2 separate regions of the Homo sapiens genome follow, and region 1 is linked to region 2. The links are chromatin contacts, found by Hi-C or POLR2A ChIA-PET in ENCODE. All regions are on one chromosome and are shown on one strand. Each heading gives the region's core, a stretch centred on a gene start or an enhancer-like site at or near the end of the contact. The rest is flanking DNA. Distances are from core to core; before and after follow the strand shown. Region 1 has its middle 470 kb from the start of LINC01854. Region 2 has its middle 440 kb from the start of HS6ST1.

Region 1 (5,245 bases), core at 1,031-3,530, 45 kb after region 2:
TCCACACTCCAGGCTTTGGCTCTGGAGGCCGTCTGCCCATGCGTCTGTCAGGGGACAAGTTTTTTACTCTCTTTCATCTGTAATCATTTCTTCTGAAAAAGAGGCGTAAGAATGTACCTGCCTCATGGAGTCTTATAAGGAATAAACAAGATGATGCTGTAAACTGCTCAGAACAGTTTCCAGACCATGGAAAACACACCACAAATGTCTGCTACTGTTGTTGCTGTTATATTTTAACTTCCCCACCTTCACAGAAAAAACTGCGGCAATGACGCTGCATGATAGCTGCTGTCTGGAGGGACTGTAGGGGCCCTGCCTGTAGGTGACCTCCTCGAAGGCACCTGCATCAGTTAAAATTCTCGAGAGAAACAGACTCAAAAGAGACAGACAGACAGACAGACACACACACACAGTGACTTTAAAGTGTTGGCTCCTGTCAGTGTGGTGGTGGCAGGTGTGAAGTCTGTAGGGCTGGCCAGCATACTGCACACTAAGATAAGGGGAGTTGTTGCAGTCGTGAGTCTGAATTCCACAGGGCAGTGGCTGGAAGCTCAGGCAGGGTTTCTGTGTTGCAGTCAGGAGGCAGAATTCCTTCTTCTTCGGGAAACCTCAGTCTTTGCTCTTATGGCCTTCACCTGATTGGACAAGGCCCACCCACATTTTAGAGGGTGATCTGCTTTACTCAAAGTCTATTGATTAATACGTTGATCACATCACAACATTGCTAAATCAATGTTGATCACTTTGATTTATATGTTGAATCCTGACAAATACCTTCATGGCAACATCTAGACTGGTGTTTGACCAAACAGCTGGGCGCCATAGCCTAGCTGAGGCGACACATAACGTTAGCCATCACAGCACCGCAGCCTCATGTCTATGTATACCTCCCATAGCACATCGTGGATCTGATGAATGACCAGGTAGCATATGGGACAGTCCCTGGAGTCTTGTAGTTTATTTAGTTCTTCATGCAAAGCACCTAGTGATAGAGACAGTAGGGGCAAATACATTTGCATGCATGATTACTGCTGTGGGAGGAATTCACAAAGAAGGTGACAAGGACGTCAGCTAGAGAGGAATGGAGGTGCAAGAGTGGAGTTGGCTAGTTGAGGGGACCCTGTAGAGAAATGCTGCTGGTCTCACACAGGCATGTGCTGCCTCCTGTCCCCCTCTCCGTGGTCCTGGGTAGGGGGATGGCTTCTGCTAAATACACGTGAGTTTCCAGGAAAGGCAGCCTAAGACTCAGAGAGAGAGTGCAAGACCCTAGGAGAGGCCAGGGGACTCTCAGTTGGGACTCTCCAGCTGTCAGGCCCTGCTCAACATAGGCCTGTTTGTCTTTCAAGGGGGATGTTCTTTCCAGCTGTTGGCAAGCAGAGGCTTCTCTGGGTAGCTGGGCGAGCACCCAGCTTGCATGCATGCACCAGCACCCCACAGCACGCTCGAGGGCAGTTTCTGTTTCTCCCAGGCCCCTGCTTTTAGCCACATCATGTCACATGCTTTCTTTTCGCTATCAAGATCTTCACTACTGGCCCCGATATTTCTACTCAGCTTTCTTTTTCATCTGTTTGAGAATCAGGGGACCTGGGTTCTTTTCCAGCTTCTGACACCAATTGACCTTGAGAACTTAGACAAATGACCGACTTTTCTAACCTCAACTCACATTTGATAAAATGAAGTCACTCTCTTTAATGTCTTCCAAGGCATGTTTCTGCCTGTTTTCAAAAAGACAGAGAATAAATGGCTTCTATGAGACCGTAGAGAAAATCAAAATTCAGATCAGAATTCATGCACTTTGCTGCCCTAAGGTGTTGGCTGGGATTCCCCAGGCTCCCTTATTCTAAGACTCATGTAATGAGCATATCTGGGTTCCTGAGCAGGGCCATGGAAAGTCTGATATGGCACTTGGTGGAGTGAGGAGAGCCAGGATGGAGGAAGTCAGATGGGGAGGAAATCTGAGGAACGGTGCTGGCAGACTCATTGCTCTTTGTCAAAGGCGGAGTATGGAAGGGTGGGCTTGGGGCTGAGGGGCAATGGGGTATGAAATATTGGAACGGGGGCTGAGCTCTGTGTCACTGGCTGCTAACTCCTTCAGCAGCATCCCTGTCCACCCTCCTGTCCCCTAATTGTGCTCCAGAGGCCATTTCTGGAGATGGGTGCAAAAGTGCTCTGATTTCTATTTCTGGGAACTGAGAAATCTGCTGACTGTCTCTGGCTTAGAATAAAACTTACATGTGATGCCAGAATAAGATGTGGCAGGGCCTTCTCTGAGACAGGCTGGCCAACCATCGCAAGGTCAAGATCATCTTACGAAAGGCCACAGAGTGCACACACAGCAAGCACATGCCCTTTCAGTAGTTGTGCCTCAAGATGTGTATTTCGAGTTTTGTTTTGGGATCAGGTAGGACACTGAAGCCCGGGGCAAGGACAGACATAGAGCTGGGGTGGGCCGTGTCCTTTAGTCTGGCTGCCATCTGTCTCTCCTTTCGCAGGTTCCTGGAGTGCAGCTGGCCCACTAGATTATGGCTGTGCTGAGCAGAAAGAAATCTCAGGAAATCCTGGGCATCAATGCAAGGGCTGATTGGCAGGAGGTGTCCATGAGTAGGGAGGGTTACGTTTCTGTTTCTACACTCTGCCCCACTGGCCCCCAAAGGTGTCATGTTCTCCCAGGTATTCCCAACAGGAACCAGGCTCTTCAGGAGTAGTGAGGATTCCCCAGGGCCCCTCTCCTTCCTTGGCTCTCAGGACCCTGTCAGCTTCATGCCAACTGGGCAGACCTGGATAGTTTCCTGCCCTTTCAGACTGGATGCTAGAACCCAGACTCTGTTCAGGAGGCAGAGGGCAGACCAAGGAAATGCCATCCTGCAGATCACTCCCAGCCTCCAAGATGAAAGCCGCTAAGCCCAGGACTGTGTGCATGGGCAGAGCCTGGTGAGGGCAACTGTGAGAACACAGGAATTCACAGGGTGAAGATCCATCTACACTAGGTGCAGTGAAAGTGACTTGCAAAACTCTTAAGCACAACCTATAGAAATATGTTTTACACTGGGATCCAGTTGTGGTCTAGTGCCTGAATATGACACACTTTTACGTGTGTGCATGCAAGTGTACAAAAACAGTATTTGTGTATGCTGGTTATACATTTGCATAAACCTGTTTTGTCCTAGTCCAGGTTTCCCAGAGTACATAGCCTGAGGCAAAGTTTGGGACTCTTGCTTTATTTCCAGTGAGGTGGGAACAGGGAGGGGAGGAGGAACACAAACCTGGGGAACCGTATTCCCAGCTCCAGCTGGCTATGCCACTTCTGCAAGCACAGTGGGTTTTTGGCCATGCTGGATGGCACTGGAGAACCTCTATGGAGCACCACATCTCAGAAAGGTCTGCTGCAAGGAGAGGAAAAGGGCTTTATCTGTTACCTCTTTCCATCTCCTGTCTCTCATCAGTTAACGTTTGCTGCTCAGCAGATAACACCTGTATTTTCAGGCAGAGCCTCCATGGGTCTGGTTGGGTTGAACACGAGAGTGGCAGCTGCCATACTCTCCGCACCACAGGTGTGATGAAGGCCAAGTTGAAAGCACAGGCTTCACTCCTGTGGGCATCTGGGAAAGCCAGTGTCATTAGGAGAGGAGGCAACAGCAGAAGCAGCCAGGGCTCTCTATCGAGCAGAAGGCAGAGAGCCGGAGGTGCAAGGGGACTGAGTAGCTAAGAGTGCACCCCAGAATCTATGTCTGTATGAACTGAGAAAGAATGTCATCTTTCCACATACACACCATATAGTCGTTCTTACATTGTTATAAAGGAATACCTGAAGCTTGGCAGTTTAAAAAGAAAAGAGGTTTAGTTGGCTCACGGTTCTGTAGGCTGTACAGGAAGCATGGTGCTGGCATCTGAACCTGGTGAGGGCCTCAGGAAGCTTCCAATCATGGTGGAAGGCAAAGGGGAGTAGGCGCATCACATGGAGAGACTGGGAGCAAGAAAGAGTGGCAGGAAGCACCACATACTCTTTTCTTTTTTCTTTTTTTGAGATAGAGTTTTGCTCTTGTTGCCCAGGCTGGAGTGCAATGGCACAATCTTGGCTCACTGCAACATCTGCCTCCCGGGTTGAAGCGATTCTTCTGTCTCAGCCTCCTGAGTAGCTGGGATTACAGGCGCATGCCACCACGCCCAGCTAATTTTTGTATTTTTAGTAGAAATGGGGTTTCATCATATTGGTCAGGCGGGTCTCGAACTCCTGACCTCAGGTGATCCACCTGCCTCTGCCTTCCAAAGTGCTGGGATTACAGGCATGAGCCACTGCCCCCAGCCCCACCACACACAACAACCAGATATCCTGTGAACTCGGAGCACCCCCCACTCCTCACCAAGGCCATGGTGCTAAACCATTCATGAGGGACCTGCCCATGATCCAATCACCTGTTATCAGGCCCCATCTCCAACTTTGGGAAGCACATTTCAACATGAGATTTGGAGGGGACAAACACCCAAACCATATTACACACACCCACACACACACACACACACACAAACACATCACAAAACAATCTTTATCCTCACTACTTTGGAATATACTGTGATACTTTCTATTCTTTAAAGAAAAAATAAATCCTGGTTGTTACCCATTGAACTACTATGCCACCTCTTTTAACAAAATCTAGAGGCTTCCCTAGCTCATGTTAGCAGCAGGGAAATTTGCCAGAAACAAAGAGACTGGGAGTCCACCATGCTTATTTTGTTTTGTTTTTAAATTGAAATTCTTGAGATAAATGTAGATTGATGTGAAGTTGCAAGAAATAATACAGAGAAAGAGAGCTCTTGTACCCTTTGCCCATCTCCCCAGTGGTAACATTTTGTAAAACAATAGTATAGCATCAGAACCAGCCACCAACCTTACTCAAATTTCCCCAGCTTTAGTTCCAGTCATTTATGTATATGCATGTGTATTAAGCTCTACACAATTGCTTCAGCTGTGTGGGTTCATGAATCCACCATTATATTCAAGATGCAGAGCACTTCCAATCCAGAGGATCCCTGGGCTGCTTTTTTATAACCACATTGGCACAGTTCCCCAGGCCCTGGCAACTGCTCATCTGCCCTCCAGTTCCAAAATCTTTTCATGTGTTTATTTACCATATGCATATCCTTTTAACATCTGTTCATGTCTTTTGAATTGAATTGTTTTTGTTTCCAGTTCAATTTTGGAGGCTCATTATATTCTAGATGCGAGTCCTGTGCTGGATATATGATC
Region 2 (5,486 bases), core at 1,385-3,884:
TCTCCTGGCAGGGTTTTTATTTTACTTTTTTTGTTTGCTTGGCTGCATTTCATCCCCAAGTCATTCTCCCTCTCCCCTCTCCCCTCTAAAGGTCCCGTAGACGTATTCCCGAGTTCCCGCCAGCCGTGACAGTCTGCCACCTATATAATCAAGGGGAAACTTGGCTGAGTAAACAGTTTTTTTTTCTTTTTCTTAGAACTTTTAAATCCACACTCCACTGTCCTTTTTTTTTCCTGCATTTTAAAAATGTTTTTCTTTATTGTGGTGAGACATGCATAACATAAAATGTAGGGTTTTAACCATTTGTCCCCTAGTTTAAATGTTGCCCCGGGCCTACCCTTTCCCTGTTCATATTAGTGGGTTGGCATTTTTTTTTTCTAAATGTCTCATGGTTGCAGCCTACTTTTTGGTATGTTTATCTGGGTATTTTTTTTTTTTTTTTTTTTTTTTTTGGGATGGAGTCTCAATCTGTCACCCAGGCTGGAGTGCAATGGCATGATCTCGGCTCACTGCAACCTCTGCCTCCCGGGTTCAAGCGATTCTTTTGCCTCAGCCTCCCGGGTAGCTGGGACTACAGGCGTGCGGTGCCACGCCTGGCTAATTTTTGTATTTTTAATAAAGACGGGGTTTCACCATGTTGGCCAGGCTGGTCTCAAACTCCTGACCTCGTGATCCATCCACCTCGGCCTCCCAAAGTGCTGGGATTACAGGGTGAGCCACCGCACCTGGCCTTATGTGTGACTGTTATTTCTGAACCCAGCTGGCTGGGTTCTTGAGTAAGACTTTCTGGCCCTCTGAATTTTCCCTCAATGTCATTGCTATTGCCCTCCGTCACTGCTCCAGAGCGGTGGGAGACGAAAGCACTGAGCCCAGGTGATCCACCCCTGCCCAGTCATTTCTTGGCCTGGCTTGACTAGCTGAATGCTTGAAGCACTCTTTGCTTATCCTTCCTGTTCATTACGTTAACCAGGAAACTTCCCATGGCCGTGGTTCTGTATTAACATTTTCTGAACAGCGTGCTCCTTTTGGATTGCTTTCAGTTCCTGTGTCTTTGTTAATGAAAATAATCGTGTATTTGCAAAGACATCCTGTCGCCTTCTGTGGGGTTTCCATGTTAGGGACATGTGTGTGTCAGGTCACGGCTCCCCGGGTCTGTTCTGCATTTCTGTTGTCCTTTCTCTGACTGCTGTCCTCTCTGGGTCCTTTCTCAGGCATTCACCGCCGCCATCTCCATCTCAAGCCTGTCTGCCTCTGTGTCAGGAACTCACTGGACATTTTGTCCCCTGTTGTTTTTGTTAATCTACTAGTTCTGTTAGGAATGTTGCTTTAGCACTCGATGTTTCTAAAGGTTCTCTTTTAAAGCTGTTCTCTCAATTTTAGTCTCATTCACGTTTCTATCCAGCCTTCCTCTGGAGTGAGGGACTCACAGAGTCACACTCTTCTCCAGGCCTTTGTGTGCCATGCGCCCCCCTCCTTTGCGTATTTTCCCTGGAATATGCGTGTCTCATCCCTGCGCAGTTGCTGTATCTCTCTCTCACCCTTAACTTCCCTTGCTCAAATATCATTGGGTGAATTTTCCTTGACAGCCTCCCTGCCCCGTTTGACATGATTGCCTTCCTCCGGGGCTCAGTTCCAGGCCTGCCTATTGTGTTTTATGCATCGGTGTTCTCCTTCCGTCTTGGAAGGAGTGGGAAGGAGAACATCCTCGGGATATCCAGTGGGAGGCCCTCAACCTGCTGGAGCCCAGATTTCTTCCTGTCTCTCCCAGAGCCAGAGGAAGCCAGCTGGGCTTCCTTCCTGTCTCTCAGGTTGATCTTTCTATTTTCCAGGGTGGCCCATTTACCTTGTAGTCACCACATTTGGGGGCATTGAGAGAATGCTTAGAACTTTTTTTTTTTTAACCTCCTTTGCCAGCTTGACCTCTGGTTGGTGGAGAAGAGTAAGCGCCATGCTGAGCTAGAATACTCTGATTTTTTTAACTTGGCCTCCTTGTCTGCAGCTCTAGGATGCAGTCCCTTTTCCCTTGCTTGGAGGCAGTTGGGAAGGTTTTTGCTGACTTTTGTCCTCATCTGTTGGAGAGAAGATTTGTGATCCAGCGTCACTCTCCTCGTATCATTATCCCATTTCATTTAACATCAAAGCCCTCACTAGTCAGAACTGGGCCGCACGCGTGTATATTTAGAAGTGCCTGACATCCTTCCAGGGCTGCATTCTCCTGCATTATCATATCAATTGGAGCCCTGCTCCTGTGCAGGTGAGGTGGGGCTGGGGGTTATCTTGCAAGATCAGAGACATAAGAACTTTATTTTGTGCTATATATAAAATCTCAGTTAGGAAATTAAATTCTGCACGGGGGAAAGATGTCAAGGTTGCTTTGATCACATGGAAAAGCAGCAGAGGCGCAGCAAGAGAGAGATAACCAAAGGAGGAAGCTTGCAGGCGCCTCCTCCCAGGCCAGCTGCAGGATGTGGGCAGGAGAGTCTGGGCTCTCAGTCCCGGTGGAGACAGGCCCTGTGTGCAGTGAGTGCTGCAGGAGATGGTCTGCTTACAAGCATGTGCTTCCTGTCATCAGTGCAAGCTGTTAAGTGTGAGAAAAAATGACCGGCAGTGAAGCAGAAACTCACTAAAAGTATTAATAGCCGGTGGCTGTCACCACTTGCTTGCTGTCCTTTACACCAACACTCCCCTAGCCCTCTCCCAAATGCCCAGGCTCATTTACTCCACTATGCAGGACCCCACAGGATGCTGCGGTGTGTTCCGCTTCTCCTCTGGTCTGAACTGTACCTGCACACAGGGCAAGTCCCAAGGGAACCAGAAGCCACCTGGAACAGGAAGCAAATAATAGCACCATCACCACCACCAGGATAGCTGACATCAATTACTGATTGTCTACTAGGAGTCAAGAACTGTGTTATTGTTTTACAGACATTATTTCCTATAAGTTGATCTCATAGTACAGATACAGAAATGGAAGAAAAAAAGATGTTAGGCTATGTATACACATCATATGGCTAGAAAATGCCAGAGAACTTTTTCCTAAGTTTGTTTCTGAAATGCAACATATATTAACTTTTTCCATCTCTTCACCTGACCCCCAAAGATAAAAAGACCTAGAAATCAATCCCACAGTCAGTCTGGGTGGAGTCCGTTTCCCTGTGACGGGAAAGCATATTAACGGGAAAGCATATTAAAGCTGAGGTCCTGCAATTCAACCCACATCCCTGACCCTCGGCCCTGGAGACTCTGGGGGGCAGTGAGCTGTGCACCCCAAAGAGACAGAGCTCCGGAGGCCGAGGCGGGCGGATCACGAGGTCAAGAGATCGAGACCATCCTGGCTAACACGGTGAAACCCCGTGTCTACTAAAAAATACAAAAAAAATTAGCCGGGCGTGGTGGCGGGCGCCTGTAATCCCAGCTACTGAGGAGGCTGAGGCAGGAGAATGGCGGGAACCCGGGAGGCGGAGCTTGCAGTGAGCCGAGATTGCTCCACTGCACTCCAGCCTGGGCGACAGAGAGAGACTCCGTCTCAAAAAAAAAAAAAAAAAGGAGACAGAGCTCCTCTGCTTCCAGCAAACCTCCCTTTTTCTCTCCAAAAATACACATGCATGCCTTTTTTCCTGCTTCCACTGCTGACTTAGTCATTTATTCATTCGGTCAATATTAACCGAGAGTCAAAAAGTCCCAGCCGCGCTCAGGATGCAGCAGAGAGAAAAGCGAAGACCCCTGCCCTCATGGAGCACGCCCTCTAGTGGGGAGAGACGGAAAACAACAAAGATAAATAAGGAGTATTCCAGGATTTATCATGGTTAAGTCTCAAGCAGAAAAATCAAGCAGGAAAATGGAAAAAGAGACTTCACATTGGCCTCTTGTCTGTCCTCACCCGGCAGCTTTCCCAGTGTCGAGGACCCCTCTGAAAACTTTTTTTCGGAACTGGCTGTTTAGGTTTCATATATACCCTGCTAGTGCCAGAAGATTTTAACCATCTCCGGGGCTGTGCCTTGTGTCGATTATGCATGACCATGGATAATCCAACAGCTCTGTGCCCCGGTAGGAGCTCCCTGGAAGAGTGTTGGCTGATGGTGTGACAGCAACTGTAACTCTGCATAAAAGTTGCAGGGGCTCCTTGCCTACGGAGGACGCATGGATGCCCCATCCTGTGGGCTGTGGGGAGAGAAGAGCAGGGACAGGAGAACTAGCATGTCCCACGGGACCACCTGCCAGGCAGTGGCGGTGGACGTGTTTTCTGAGACAAGCCTCACTCCCGTGGTTAAATAGGGGCTATCTACATTTTCAGAAACTCATAGACGTGAGGAGGTGCACCTGCCCGAGGTTCTAAAACTATGGAGCTGAAGACCTGAGATCCAAAGTCCAGCCTGCCTGATGTCATTCTTTGAGGCTCGAAAACAAAGTGAGTCATCTCTGAAATCAAATTACTTGAATTTGAGCAAATCTTATATATTAAAACTTGTGGCAATCACTGCATGATTTATTATAGGACTAGTAAATGAACCACAGCAACACCAAAAATAGAGATGAAAAAAGGGGCAAAAGAGTCATGCAGAAGATGGTTGGATACATTGAGATCTGGCATTGAGCTCCAATTATGCTGAACTGACAGCTGGGAGGTGTCCAGGCTGTCAGATGTGTTCTCTCCCACTCTCTAGTGTACAGCTGGGGCCCATGTGTGACACTTAGCAGGAGGCCCTTTTTCCAGTCCCTTCACAGAGATGGAATGACGCTGTCAGGAGGGCTGGGCAGCTGCTAGCACTGGATGGAGAGAGAAACGAGGAGAAACTTCCAGTTTATGGTGTGTGGGTGTGGTGTGGATGGGGCAGGTGCAGACCAATCTTTCTGAAAAACACTTGGTGATACATACGAAGAGCTTTAAAAAACTATCTTTTGGCCAGGTGCGGTGGCTCATGCTTATAGTCCCAGCACTTGGAAGGCTGAGGCTAGCAGATCACCTGAGGACAGGAGTTCAAGACCACCCTGGCCAACATCATGAAACCCCGTCCCTACTAAAAAAATACAAAAATTAGCCGGGCATGGTGGCACGCGCCTGTAATCCCAGCTACTCAGGAGGCTGAGGCAGGGAGAATTGCTCCAACCTGGGAGACAGAAGTTGCAGCGAGCCGAGATCGCGCCACTGCACTCCAGCCTGGGCAACAGAGTGAGACTCCATCTTAAAACAAAAACAAAAACAAAAAACAGCTGCCTTTTGATTGAGTAATTACTTTGGTAGGAATTTATCCTTAAGCTGTAATGAGGAATATGGATATTACATAAAGGAGTTTCTTGAAGCAGTATGAAGAATAGAAAAAGAATGGAAACAAACAGCCTGCCCATTGTTCAGGGATGGCGAGACACAACCACAAGTAGTGGATGATGCAGACATAAAAATGATGTGCATAAGGAATTTTTAATTTTGGGAAAATGCTTATAATATGCTGTGAAGTGAAAAAAAGAGGAGGACATGCAATTGAGTC

The links. A loop is a pair of places that touch in the nucleus more often than their neighbours do. ChIA-PET counts read pairs that join two places held with the same protein, here RNA polymerase II (POLR2A). Pooled maps may share reads with other maps.
Region 1: a map of posterior cingulate gyrus shows a loop between it and region 2 (7-fold over the local background). The contact joins two enhancer-like sites. A Hi-C loop is called at or near these places in 1 of 168 maps with a recorded cell type or tissue (posterior cingulate gyrus), 5 of 37 single-sample maps with no recorded cell type and 7 of 50 pooled maps. POLR2A ChIA-PET finds 5 or more read pairs at or near these places in 2 of 52 experiments (A673 and activated T-cell).

Annotation. Positions count from the first base shown.
Region 1 is chr2:128,796,736-128,801,980 of GRCh38, forward strand. No RefSeq gene overlaps it. Among named protein-coding and RNA genes, the nearest start is that of LINC01854, 470 kb to the right of the region's middle. Within about 2 kb of position 2,281, at least 3 of the 41 ENCODE cell types and tissues checked have a DNase peak (open chromatin) inside an H3K27ac peak, as active enhancers do.
Region 2 is chr2:128,751,842-128,757,327 of GRCh38, forward strand. No RefSeq gene overlaps it. Among named protein-coding and RNA genes, the nearest start is that of HS6ST1, 440 kb to the left of the region's middle. RefSeq lists an enhancer at 2,749-2,948. Within about 2 kb of position 2,635, at least 7 of the 41 ENCODE cell types and tissues checked have a DNase peak (open chromatin) inside an H3K27ac peak, as active enhancers do.